Regions from separate parts of the Homo sapiens genome. Here region 1 is linked to region 2. The links are chromatin contacts, found by Hi-C in ENCODE. All regions are on one chromosome and are shown on one strand. The core of a region is the stretch at or near the end of the contact, and the rest is flanking DNA. Distances in the headings are between cores, read along the strand shown. Region 1 overlaps LOC105373804 (a long non-coding RNA gene). Region 2 overlaps CAVIN2-AS1 (CAVIN2 and TMEFF2 antisense RNA 1).

Region 1 (6,775 bases), core at 3,749-6,248, 730 kb before region 2:
TCATTATGAACCAGAAGAATCCCATAAATCATTTTCGTGAGGAGTAGTCCTGACTCACCTTACGTCAGGCAGGTACTTCACTGTATTTTCTCTGAATCAGTATGATCAGATGGCTTCCCATATTCTTTGATCATTAGGAGCAGTGTTTGGAGGATGAACTGACTCTAATCTGGAATTCTCCCCAACCACAGTTACTTTCACTTTCACTCTTTCCACCTTTACCTTTCTCTTAGATACTAAACTCTTTTTAATCAGAATAATCTACAACATAGATGGGTATACACAATAAACACTTAAAATGGCTTGGCGCGGTGGTTCATGCCTGTAATCTCAGCACTTTGGGAGGCTGAGGTGGGCAGATCACAAGGTCAGGAGTTTGAGACCAGCCTGGCCAACACAGTGAAACCTCGTCTCTACTAAAAATACAAAAAAATTAGCCAGGCGTGGTGGCGGGCGCCTGTAATCCCAGCTACTTGGGAGGCTGAGGCAAGGAGAATCACTTGAACCTGAGAGGTGGAGGTTGCAGTGAGCCGAGATCATGCGACTGTACTCCAGCCCGGGCGACAGAGCAAGACTCCATCTCAATAAATAAATAAATAAACAAACAAACAAATACTTAAAATGTTCTTAATTAATCTTGAGAAAATGAATCACCTCTTTCTCCTCCTGCTCCGTAAGGTATTTATCCCATTCTGTCCTCTGATGTCTCCCACGGCAGCCTCTTACTTCCCATGGGAAAAAAAATCTCATTCTCATTCTGTCTCTCTCTCTCTCTCCCACTTCATGTCTTCCTCTTCCTCATTATATTTTAATCAAATTTCTTCTTGTCCTTCTTTCAGTTGTAGGAATCAATTCTAATTTTTGTAGTTTGAAATATTTGTGAAGACCAAAGCACCTATTTTCATCACAGATCCTTGAAATTTTAGCTTCTTAGACTACATGAAAATAGTTTCCACATGCAATAGCAAATCTATTCTCAAATTTTTTTTTAATTCAAACTAAAAAAAATTTTTTAGAGACAAAGTCTTGCTATGTTGCCCAGGCTGGCCTCAAACTTCTGGGCTCAATCATTCCTCCCACTCTGGCTTCCCAAGTAGCTGACACTGTAGGCGTGAGCCACCACACCTGGCATATTCTCAGGTTTTTGGCAGTGGTAAATAGCATATGTTTATTCTGTCAGTCACCTAATAAATATATACTATCTACCTACTATGTACAAGATACAGTGCTGGCACTGGATGCTGTCAACAGTTTCTGTGCATTTTTGACTTATCACAATCCAGGCCAGGTTCATTGCCGTAAGCAACATGCATAGAGGCCAGTGAAGGACCCACTCATTAAGGGGCACTTCAGGCAAAGTGTACAAAAGAGCTCCTTGCTCACACAGGAAAACAGCTGTGTGGCCCTAGGCCTTTCTGCTTAGACCACATAGTATTTATTTTGCTTTCTGAATCACGCCCTATGGTGATACCTGCAGAGTTTCTTTGCCCCCCATAAATATGCCCACCAGTCAAAGGAGCAATTATTTCTCAAGAGATAATTTTCAGTCCATAACAATTAACATGCTAAGGGCTTTAATACGTAATCTCATTTCATTTAATCCTTACAACATCCCTCCAAAGCTGTTATTATTATTATCCCTACTTTTACAAATGAAGAAACTGAAGCTCAGAAAATGTGGAAATAAATGAAGATCACCCAAATGATAACAAGCAAAGACTGTTTACTGAGAACTTGCTACAGTGAGGAAGTTGGCCACCATCACTTGCACTGGGCAGAGATTCTAGCAGGCAGAGGAGTGGGAAAGCTTTATAGCAGAAAAAAGGGAAGTCTTCAGGTACGCCCCAACTGGAGGCTATTGGCATGGGGAAGCTGTAGGTGAGACAACTAGAAGTGGGACATCCTATGTGATTGTTGAGATGTACATAGTTGGCTTTCTCTAGTTGGTCCTAAGTCGAAAGCCGGGGTGGGTGAGGGGCAAAAATGTGGAAGTTGTCAGTTATTAATCAAACCCTGGCCATTTTGGGCCAATGAGAGTTATTGTTTATTTCATGGACTGCCTGCTAGACATAGTAGTCTGACTTCCTGAACTGGTTACTGTAGATAGTAGACTGACTTTCTGGACCGGTTTCCTCGGGTTGTGGGTCAGAATTTTATTTTCTATGTGTGGTGTGGCCATTGTCCTTTTGTATATCTAGTCTCTCAAGTTTTGAAACAACTTGCTCATGAACAGATTTCAGAATTAATATTGAAATTCATGATGCAATGGACAGTATGAATTTTACCATCTCAAAACATTGTCTCTGTGGAAGGACCCCAAGGAAAAGGGTAGCAGAAATAACCAAGTTGGCAGATGTGATCATGCTTCAGCTGAATACCTGCCAATAGTGGACACTGTCCATTATTTTCCCATCAAACTTCATCCTCCTTGCTAACCAAAGGCTGACTTTATTCAGTTATTAAATCCCTTAGTTAGCAGTAGGATTGACTCAGGAGAAATTTACCCTTTCTCCAACTCTAGGAATCTTGTTTTTTTCTAAGACAAACAACATGTGACATTGCCCTGGTTTCCTTCCCCTCCACCCTCCAGGCATGAACACGTGACCTGATTTGGCTCAGAAAGAATGGAAGAGGATAGGAGTATTTCTCTTTCTGGCTGGGTAGCAACAAAGAAGAATACATGTGCCCCTTGTTTCTGGTTGCTATTATTGACCATAGGGCAACCAGCCTTAGGTGAAGTCAATGCTGTGGATAACAGAATCAAAAGGCAAAAAAGAACCTGGGTTCTTTATGACATCAATAAATCACTGATTCAACCAATTTTGTAGCTGTCCTTCCTCTGGGCTTCTGTTCCATGAAATAATACATTTTCTCATTGTTTAAGCAAGTTCGAATTGGGTTTTCTGATACTTAGAGCAAAAAGCACCATAGATAACACAGCAGCCTAGCCATGAGTCTTTGCCTTCATACTGTGTCCCAAGTCCAGTGGTAACACCTGTGAACATTCAATGGCGCAAGGTGGTTAAGAGACATTGCACTAGACTCAGAATGCCTGCATTTGAACCCTGCTCTACCTCTTTTAATTGCTGACTTTGGGCCAGCTACTTAGTTTCTCTGTGCTTCACCCCTTTATCAGTAAACTGGGGAAAATGATAATACCTAACTTATAGGGTTAGGATTATAATAAGGGCTAAAATATGTCAAGTGCTCAGAAGAGTGCTTGGAACATTATAACAGCATTAAAGTGTTCGTATTATTATTAAACACTTAGCAAATATTTTCTTAGCTTTCTTCCTTCCAGAATTTAAAAAAAATATATTTACATCGTTGAAACTTCATTTTCATTACTGAATAATTACATAATGATTCAAAAATCATTTTTATTACTGAAGCCACTTAAGTCCAGTTTTTTTTTACCTCTGATTCAAATGCATAGCTGGGCTTCAGCATCACAGAAGCAATCATAAAAAAAGGATCACTCTTTGCCTCCTTTCTCTAAACCCCTCGTGTTCTGACAATTGACATTTCCACCCTGTGTGGAACAGACCCATGTTTGCTTTCACTTAGCCTCTTCTAATGTCTTTTAACCATCTTTTTTTTTTTTTTTTTTTTTTTTTTTTTTTTTTTTGAGACGGAGTCTCACTCTGTCACCCAGGCTGGAGTGCAGTGGCGCGATCTTGGCTCACTGTAAGTTCTGCCTCCTGGGTTCAAGCCATTCTCCTGCCTCAGCCTCCCAAATAGCTGGGACTATAGGCACCCAGCACTATGCCTGTCTAATTTTTTGTATTTTTAGTAGAGACTGGGTTTCACTGAGTTAGCCAGGATGGTCTCTATCTTCTGACCTCACGATCCACCTGCCTCGGCCTCCCAAAGTGCTGGGATTACAGGCGTGAACCATCTTAATAACTGCCATGTCAATATCTTCTTTTAAAATTGTTGAAAAGCTACTGCTATAGTAGCAGTGGCAATGCATTCTGAGGGAGCTGCCACATAGCCCATTCCTGATTGCACCTGTGGTCTGCACCCCTCGTCTGTGATGATATCGAACCAAGAAAAGGAAAACTTACTACCCAAGAACTTGCTCTGTGTTTAGTACTATCCTAGTTGTTTTCACTAGTTCTTGAAGAATATTTCTATTAATAGCATGCATACAATTTAAGTGATTTTTAAAGAGTTTTGTGTCAGTCAGAATAACCTAAGTTATATACAAGTAACCAAAAAGCCCCCAATTTTTGTTGGTATAGAGTAACAAAGGCTTGTCTTCCCCTTCAACCTACATATCCACTTGAAGTAAGCGGGGCTGGGGGATCAGGGTCTATATAAGGAGTCTGCAAATGTTTTCTTAAAAGGCCACTTAGTGAATAGGCTTTTAGGCTATATGGTCCCTGTTGTAACGACTCAGTTTTGCCATTGTCATTTCAAAGTATGCATAGACAAATGGGTACGGCTATGTTCCAATGAAGCTTTATTTACAAAAACAGGTGACCACAGGCTGTAGTTAGCTAACTCCCACTGCATATCATCCTCACTCCAGGACCCAGAGTGTGAACGCACCATCATTTGGAAAACTGTCGATCATGGTGGCAGAAGGGAAAAGGATCATGGAGAATCTCTCACTAGTTTTTAAATGTTTCACCTGGAAGTGACCCCTGTCACTTCCACTCACATTTTACTGACATGGAAAATCATATGACCACACCTAACTTCAGTAGATTGGGGAGGAAGCTGTCCTCCTTGAGCCTAGAAGAAGAGAACAAGAAACACCAGTAAGCAGCCTTAATGTCTATCGCATGTTGCATCATTCTTCTGTTCATCTCTTTCTGTGGCTTTTTGTTGAACTTTATGTTCCTAGTTAAGGAAATGAGTTGCAAAGTTGTGGTTTACTCAATGTTCTTACAGGTGTATTGCTCAGTTTCTGGATAAGCTGGGCCTCTTTACCTCCTTTTTCTGCTTTTCTTGTCCAGGCTGTAGGCTTGTTATTACTCTTCAACCAGAGCACTACAGAGTTAGAGGGAAAGTGAAGCATAATGCAAATTCATTCACCTCAAGTGTGGTCTCTGGGCCTTGCCTTACCACACAGGAAAGTCCCTTCAGTGGGCTTATTGTCAGACTTGTCTGAAGTTTTCATATTATTGACTATTAGCTAATTCACACAGTCTATTCAGGGTAACTCTTCTTAGGGGCCAATGTCTGGCCCGTGTTGGACAGCTATATATATATATTAGAACGGCGTGTGTGTGTGTGTGTGTGTGTGTGTGTGTGTGTGTGTGTGTATGTGTATGTGTGTGCGTAGGGATGAAGATTAGAGAACCTAATTTGGTCAACCTTTTCCATAGCTTCAATTGCATCTCATTACAGTTTTCTGCTATTTCCTCTTTACATTTTCTCTCCTTTTCTTCCCAAGGAACCCCAATGTTTTCAGAGAATAAAAGTTAGGTTGAAGAGAGTAAGAGATAAAGATAACTTTTTGGTTAAATTTCCTTTGCCTATTATATGCCTAATCATACCCTCCTCCAAATTCCTTTCTTGCTTTCTCTCTCCCTCCCTCCCTTCCTTCCTTCTTCCATTTATCTATCCATCCAATGTCCAAATGAGTGTCTATTGTTTGCCAGGCCCTGTGCTAGGCAAGTCATGGGTATATATAAATGCGGCTGACAGAGACTCAGTCCTTTGCTTTATGGAGCTAATAACTTTAGTGGGCAAAAATTATGATAATTGATAAGACACCTGAAGAATACTGGAAACTGGAGGATTCCAAGGGAGTAGGTGGTGATGGCATCTACCTTATGGAAGGTCTTAAAGCATTGGAGGGAAGGGTTCCTGTTGTTTTGCATGAATGAAGATAGTATGAAGGGATTTTATTCAAATGTTTTTGTTCTTCAATCTTTTGCTTCCATTGTTTATGCTCCTGCCATCTTTAGTCTTGTTCAGAGAATGGCAAACAGCCAGCAAGTTCTCAGTAGATTTCCCATTTGTCATAGGTTTCTCATGTATCCGGGTTTGGCTTAAAGATCAAATTGCCTTTAGGTTGACTTCTGATCCTTGCCAGAAAGAGCTGACCCTTTCTCCACTCATCTGTGCAAACCTTTACTCAGGTGAGACTTTCACACAATTTGAATAAAAGAACAAAAACTCTCCAGTAACTAAAAGGAGTAAGAAAGGCATAACTGTTTTATTTTGTTGGCTCCAAAGCTCAAGCCTATTATTTGAAATTTTTATGTTCTCTTATCATTTTGGTTTTATTTCATTTTAATTTTTTATGGAAAAAATGTATGTCTAATTGGAATGCAGACCAAAATAAAATTATTAGAGTGGAAAAAATATTTTAAGAAAATAACGTTTACATAAAATCAGCACAATGTCCAAACAAACAAAACCATGTATGTACAGTGAAAACACATTTATTTTAAATACTGAAAAAAGTGCTACTTCATATTATAGGATTTCCAGAAAGTATGCTCCTTTTGTTTGCTCATTAGGAAAAATTTTTGTTTTAAAATAAGATATTTTGATTTAAACTATTTCTATGTACTCTCTTAAACCAAACATAACTTGCTTTTTTCTTGATGACTCCGAGCCATGATTATTAATTCAGGTGATTCTGATTTTCTATTATGTATTGATGCCTTCATTGCCTACGAGAGAGTTGTAGGACAATTTGCCTTAATAGGAATAACAGAATGCTATCCTTTAAAAGTGTTTCCATGAAAACTTATTTATAGGTTTGGCTGTTTGGGGGTTTTGTTTTATTTAATGTCTCCTTCATTATTAAGGA
Region 2 (7,258 bases), core at 3,938-6,437:
GAGCCGGCAGTGGCAAGCTGCTGGGCTTCCCTTCCACATTGTGGAAGCTTTGTTCTTTTGCTCTTTGCGATAAATCTTGCCCCTGCTCACTCTTTGGGTCCACACTGCCTTTATGAGCTGTAACGCCACGAAGGTCTGCAGCTTCACGAACCCATCGGGAGGAACGAACAATTCCAGACGCGCTGCCTTAAGAGCTGTAACACTCACCGCGAAGGTCCGCAGCTTCGCTCCTGAGCCAGCGAGACCACGAACCCACCAGAAGGAAGAAACTCCGAACACATCCCAACATCAGAAGAAACAAACTCCAAACACATCCGAACATCAGAAGGAACAAACTCCAGACGCGCCACCTTAAGAGCTGTAACACCGCGAGGGTCCGCGGCTTTATTCTTGAAGTCAGTGAGACCAAGAACCCACCAGTTCCGGACACAATACTTTTCACACTGCATGATGAAGAAATTTAGCTTTATTGTTAGGTAAGTACATGTGCTTCCCTTCAACCCAGTATTGGACTACATTGGTCAATCTGGGCTTCATACCAACATGTTTGTTGAACCAACTCACTTCCGTGTGTATTATTGCATTTATAATTATCTGTGCCTTTTGTTTCTCTCTACTGAGTGTCATCTGTGACTTTCAGGTGTTGATCATTATGCTTTGGAATGGAACAAAGAGAAAAGATGAGACTCAAGAAAGTCATTGTTTCTCTTAGTAATGAGAAGGAAAAAGTGAAGTGAAACTTAACAGCGAATGTGAGAGTTTTTGATTGCCTGTGGGCTTTCATTTTTTCTTTCCATCTGGACCTACTAATTGAGATAATAGGTCAGGGAGACCTGGGTCTGTATTGGTAGGTATGATTGGATGGGCCCCAAGGAACTTCACTTTATTTTAGAATTAGGAGCTCATAGATGAGGTAACTTGATTTGACCTTTGCCTTCATTCTCTTTATCTTGAGGTGACCCCAGTAGAGTCTGCCTTTAGCGGTCTCCTTGGGTCTTTGATAAACAAAGCAGTTAGGGCTGAATGAGCTGTGAAATGAATAAGGGAATATTGATGCCCCACTATTTAATTGCCTCCTAAATCCATGGTAAATTTTTCAGTGATTTTAAACTCTGTAAGAATAGCAGACTCATTGATTTCTGTAATTCATTTATTTAGGGATTTCTATTATCAACTGAATTTGATTGATGGCTTTATGACAAATAGCTGTGTGCTCAGCATATACCAGCATTCTGTAAGCTCACTCAGCCATAAACAATTTGTGAATAATTCTTGGGTCCTTTTGCTGAGTCTGTACTTTGCTATTTAGGGAACAACTGATTGAGATTCCTTAGGTGAATGAGGTAAAGTGAAATTCCCACCTAGTTTGCTTGGATATATATATGTAGTGTGTGTGTGTGTGTGTGTGTGTATTTGTATGTGGACCCTGAGAATTCTCAAAGTCCTCTTTGAGATTCTGAGGCATTTTACTCTCAAACGTCAAGCCCCGTCTCATGATTCAGAATACATCAGAATCACTTGGACACGGAAATAGTGGTATCCTATGTGTGCTGTGATAATTGAGCCCTTCTCTAACTCTGTCTACCCAGACATAAGATATAGTAGGTAGTGATGTTATATGTTCATCAAAAATTAAAATGGATCCCCATACATCTTTTTAGTCTGTTCTTCTTGTTAAAGATTTTGATTCGCAACTTCCTCATGGATAGAAAACAAGTGTAATTTCTATTTTAGAGAAAATCAGATTTTATAAGACACCAGACTTGAAAACTTCTTTGCCAGTGAGATATTTTTGACTATAAATATTGCTTCCAGATTAATGGAAAATTGTGGCATGTATTTTAAAATCCTCTTCGTGATTTTCCTGATTATAAATCAATTTATCTATATTAGAAAAATTGAAAAATAAAAAATGTAAAGAAGGAAATAAAATTACCAATAAAACTACTAACCAGAATCACCACTATTACATTTCTAGTTATAATAGTCATTTTAACTAAATAATTTTCTTCTTAGAACAGTACACAGGCAAAGGTTATTATTTAGCAAAGGTTAATACTGGTCATAATGATGAGGCTTTTGTATTTTTGCTATTTACCTAAGATGGGCAAGCGAGTGTAGAGATTGAGTCAGAAGCTGGGTCAGGGACACTGTACCAAGTTGGACAAGTGTGTGGCTGAACGGAGCACCAGGCTCCCTTTACCTATTGTGGATGAGACATAAAACTTTTACTACAATCTGCAGAGAAAGACAACTGGGACAAATTAAAGTTTGACTTTAATCTCACATTTGGTTTTATAACTTATAAATTCACTAATAAAAGTTTCAGCTGTCTAAAATAAAATGAACCTGCAAAGAAGCAATACTGAGAGAGATTAGAAAATTATGCTGTCTTTCCAGATATATCGCATGAAAATATTTCTCTTGGAGTATGACGATTAGATGATATTTTTCGTATAGATTATGATAATTGGAAAATACTGTGATAATTTTAAAGCTAGGTAAAATAAGCAGATATTTTGAAGGCCAACATTCCTGTTGTCATCTAATGTTTATTTACACTAGCTTCCCTGAGTATAAAATAACTGTTCTTGGTTATTTGATGAAATGAGTTACCTATTTCACACTTAATTTCTTGGGATTTAGAAGTCAGTGCTGTGATGGCCAGGTGTGGGTAGTTCACGCCTGTAATCCCAGCACTTTGTGGGGCCGAGACAGGCAAATCACCTGAGTCAGGAGTTTGTGACTAGCCTGGCCAACGTGGTGAAACCCTGCCTCTACCAAAAATCCAAAAATTAGCCGGGCATGGTGGCACACGCCTGTAATCCCAGCTACTTGAGAGACTGAGTGAGGCAGGAGAATCACTTGAACGGAGGAGGGGGAGGTTGCAGTGAGCTGAGATCGCACCACTGTACTCCAGCCTGGGCAACTGAGCAAGACTCAACTTTAAAAAAAAAAAAAAAAAAGAAGTCAATACTGTGAATAACACATTAAAATAATAATATCTTATTGAAATATCATCTTTTAGGATGAGTAAAGGATTTAGCCAACTAATGTTCATAAAATTATTGCTAATTGTTCTTAGGGAAAAACTAAAGAAAATAATTTATTAATGCTAATTTTCTAGTCAATGATGAGTTAAACTCTTTGTATACAAATAATATAACAAAACAAATATTTGGAACTTTTAATGGACACTTTTTGTTACATGAGTTGTAGTTGATTGTCTCTTCATAGTAAAGTTATGGTTTGTGATACTGAACTATGCAACTAAAAGTTTGGTGTCATAGTTAATGTTCAATTATAGTGAAGGAGAAAAGTGACACCAATATATCAAAGATGAAGCTAATCCAATACGTGTACACTAGAGTTGTCCATGTAGCTTACTATTCCAACTCTGAGGGGTACCAAGAAATATTGTAGTATTTTTGATCTTATTAGTTTCTTCTCTACAAAAAAGTGGATTTGTTATTCTAAGTATCTACCAGTGATCTTTAATAACTTGGACATAAATGTATGGAAACTTTACTTTCCATGCCTTTGTACTTTTAGTTGCAACACTTTCTTGGGGGTAACATCTTTTTAAAGTTTACTCACACCGTATAGTGTTTTATTAATTTAGTTTGAGAACTAAAGAGGTAACATTTCAAGAAGTCCTTAGTTCTAGGAACTGGTAAATGAAGCCACATTCAGTCATTTTGTATGCTTTTTTTACTCAATAAATATTGATCTTAATATATCACCTAAGCTTTGTGTTTCTCAGCTTAGAAGTTTTAATTGTTTGAGTCTATCTTGATACAGAGTCTAGTCAACCTCTCTAATGATTCTACATGCTGCTCTCTATACTTCATTCAGTTTAGTTGTACTGTCATTGAGATGTGAATTCATCCAGGAAAAGCAGATACTTTGCTGCCTCAGACATATCTAATTTTAAAAATGTTTTATTTCCAAAACCCTTTCCTAGGGGTGCCCAGCATTGTGTTTCTCCTTAACTACAGAAGCAAAGTAAGCTGATTTTAGGAAAAATTGTTTCTAGTTCTTTCTAAACATTGGTTTAGACTTTTAGTAATTGATAAGATCTCATATCTTACACATATATGTCTATATCACTGTTCTCTAAGGTTAATCCTTTAACAATGGCACATGTTAAAGATCATACACCAGTTTTCTTTCTACTTAGGCAGTGTTGGAAGTGTTGATGTTGTAGTTGTTTGTATTTTATTTTCCCTGTAAGCTCAGACAGTTCACTACTGAAGTGAGTTTCATATCACCTACAAACTTGAAACCCACTGTGTGTGTGTGTGTGTGTGTGTGTGTAAAATGTTGGTGTGAAACTTTGTCAAAATGTTTCGAAAGTCTAAATAAATAGCACTCAGTGGTTTCCCTTTGGACATATGCTTATTTCTATATTCCCTTCTTGATTAATTTTTAGCTTTATTATGGAGGTTTTCAAACACACAAAAGTGGAGAGAAAAGGTTATAAACTACTGTGTACCCATCTTAGCAACATGTTGCTTTCTTTTTTGTTGTTGTTATATCTATCCTTTTCCCTCAGTTCTTTTTTCTAGGAATATTTTAAGGTGAATCCTGAATACCATATAATTTCATCCATACATACATCTATCTGATAACAGAAAAGTACTCTTTAAGAAATTCAACAGAATTTCCATAACTTCTTAGTATCTGGTCCAAGTCATCTAAATTGTCTCTCAAAGGTTATTAGCCAAGACTCCTCAATATATAAACCGTAACTCTCATGGATATTGCATCTGTAACTTTTATGGAGATGCCATTATCATATCAAGATTAGAAATCAGATTGAGAGCCTTTTGTTTCCAGAATCTCCTCTGGAGTCCTTCTTATGGGTGTGAGTCACACTGGCAAGCTGCCATTCTTCTCACATAGTAGTGGTTATTAACAACAGGTCACACATTTTGGCCACCGGTTCCATATTTTACCCTTGAGTTCCTTTAGCAGTCTTGGGTGAATGCCATCTGGGCCTGGTGATTTATTTACATTTCGTTTGCCACTTGGGTCTGGGAAAGTCCTGTTTTCCACTGTTTGTTCCAATTCCTCTGACCTGACGGCTTTAAAGCAAGATGCAAGTGAGACTCTTTTCTAAAGTCTTCTTCAGTAAAGACTGAAGCAAACAATTCATCGATCCTTCCTGCTATCACCTTTTCATCCCTGAATGGCCTTTGCATTTTCTAGCTGGCTTCCTGACTTTGTTATACTTAAAGGGGTTTGCATTTTTGCTTTGGACTCCCCTGTGAGGTGCTCTATTGATTTCTTCATGGACCATTTGTTTTTAGTTTGCTTCTGACCTGCTCTACATTCCTTTTCTTTGAGAGTAGCAAGTTTTACATTTAAAAATATTTGTATGGCCTTTTCGTGTTACCAACTTGGCATTTGAGGCTCTTGTTGAAGAGCTCTCTGTTCTGATTGTAGCTCACATTTCTCCTGGTCTCCCAATGAGGTGTTTTAATGTGGTCTCTATGGGGTACTTGTTTATTTTGAAAACGTTTCCTACCCATATGTGTACTTTTCTCTTCCTTTCCCTTTCACGAATTGCAAAATCACAAGATGGAAATGGAACTTGAGGCTTTCCCTGTCCCACTTGAATGTCTGGCTCATAAGTGTAATTGCTGTTAATGAGTGGTTCTCCCACAAGCTACTTCTGGCTTTATTTCACAATCCACTCCTGAGAATCATAGGATCCATGTCTAGTTTTGGGAGGTGCTATCCAACTTCCTTCTGTAGCCACAGACCAGCCTTGTGGGCAGTTGTTAAGGCTAGCGTTTCCATACTTGCATTTAACTGACTGGACAAGGGGGAGAAGTGAGTGGTAACTTGTTCAAAATTTAGGAAGAGCCAACTCGAGATTCATCATTTTATCATTTGGTTTATTACTTACAACATGGATAATATGCCACAGATAATTAAGGTTTGATCTTACATGTTGGTTAGATGATATAGAGCATCAGAGTCTAAGAGAAATGTATTGTGCATTACATGCCCAACTTAAAATTTTCTGGTTACCATATTCTGAAAAGTAAAAAGCAACAGGTGAAATTTTCAATGATATATTTTATTTAACCCCAGTAGTTAAAATGTAATGATCTTAACATGTAATCAATATATACATTATTAATACGATTTTTATATGTTTTATACTAAATCTTTGAAATCCAGTGTGTACTTTCTATTTACAGCACATTTCAATTAGAACCAGCCATATGTCAAGTACTTAGTAGCCACATTTGAAAGTGTCTATCATATTGGACAGTGTAGCCTTTGAGAGGGTTATATAGGGTCCTCCTCAGAAAACAGTCTTTTATTCATGAATTCTACAGAAATCATTCAGAATTCACACACACACACACACACACACACCCACACACCATTTTACTTACATCTGTGATAGCCCATCAGAGTAACAAACTCTGAAGGAGGCATTTTACCTGACAAGAACAAAGTTGATGAATATATTTAACTGTATTACTCTAATGTACTTGGTATATCTCCTCTAATTAAAATAAGATTATCTTACAACTTATGAAATGAAGATCTGGCATAATAGACTTAGAATATGATGAAAATGTTTTCATTAACTGCAAAGATACCCTGCAAGGCACGGCATTTTATCTCAAGTCCCCGATAACATTAATATACCCTTTTAATCTCTGAAGCATTTAAGACTTAATAGGAACTCCTTAAAGAATGACAGAATTGTAAGACTTTACAAGGTTGCTTTAATTGGAAAGTCCTTACAGCCCTCCATGATTTTGAACAAGTATAAAATAAAATTCTTCATTGGTGGAATGTACGAGTATAGTCTTGTTTACTCTGCGCAAAACTCAAAAGCCAGACGTGGGGGTGGGTGTAAAAGAAAGGAAAGTAGGGGTTAATGGTGTTTTCCGGTGATTGTCCTTAGCTTCAGTTATAGCATGTGACTTGGCTGCTCTTCCTGCTAGGGGCTGTGTGTACATAAGTTGGGAACTCAGTGCATGTGGTTTGGGAATTTTATCATCACTCTACAAAGCAATTTTTGAGAAAACTGCAGTTACTAGATCTCTACCTTCTTTCACATCATTTTTTTGCATGTGTGTATTTATTTGTTGCTTTTCTCTAATAGATGAGCTATGTACACAGATAGTAAATATTATTTTGTTATCTGCATTACTGCAGATCCCATTTGCCATTCAAATTACAGAATGCAATATTGGGGATTCCATTGAGTGCTTTATCCCATTACCCA

The links. Hi-C counts contacts between places; a loop is a spot of excess contacts on that map. Pooled maps may share reads with other maps.
Region 1: a map with no recorded cell type shows a loop between it and region 2 (4-fold over the local background). The contact joins two enhancer-like sites. A Hi-C loop is called at or near these places in 4 of 37 single-sample maps with no recorded cell type and 3 of 50 pooled maps.

The regions. Positions count from the first base shown.
Region 1 is chr2:191,189,258-191,196,032 of GRCh38, forward strand. All of the region lies in intron 1 of LOC105373804 (a long non-coding RNA gene), which reads left to right. Among named protein-coding and RNA genes, the nearest start is that of STAT4, 42 kb to the left of the region's middle. RefSeq lists an enhancer at 1-401 and a silencer at 1,172-1,369. Within about 2 kb of position 4,999, at least 4 of the 41 ENCODE cell types and tissues checked have a DNase peak (open chromatin) inside an H3K27ac peak, as active enhancers do.
Region 2 is chr2:191,922,569-191,929,826 of GRCh38, forward strand. All of the region lies in intron 1 of CAVIN2-AS1 (CAVIN2 and TMEFF2 antisense RNA 1), which reads left to right. Among named protein-coding and RNA genes, the nearest start is that of CAVIN2, 79 kb to the left of the region's middle. Within about 2 kb of position 5,188, at least 5 of the 41 ENCODE cell types and tissues checked have a DNase peak (open chromatin) inside an H3K27ac peak, as active enhancers do.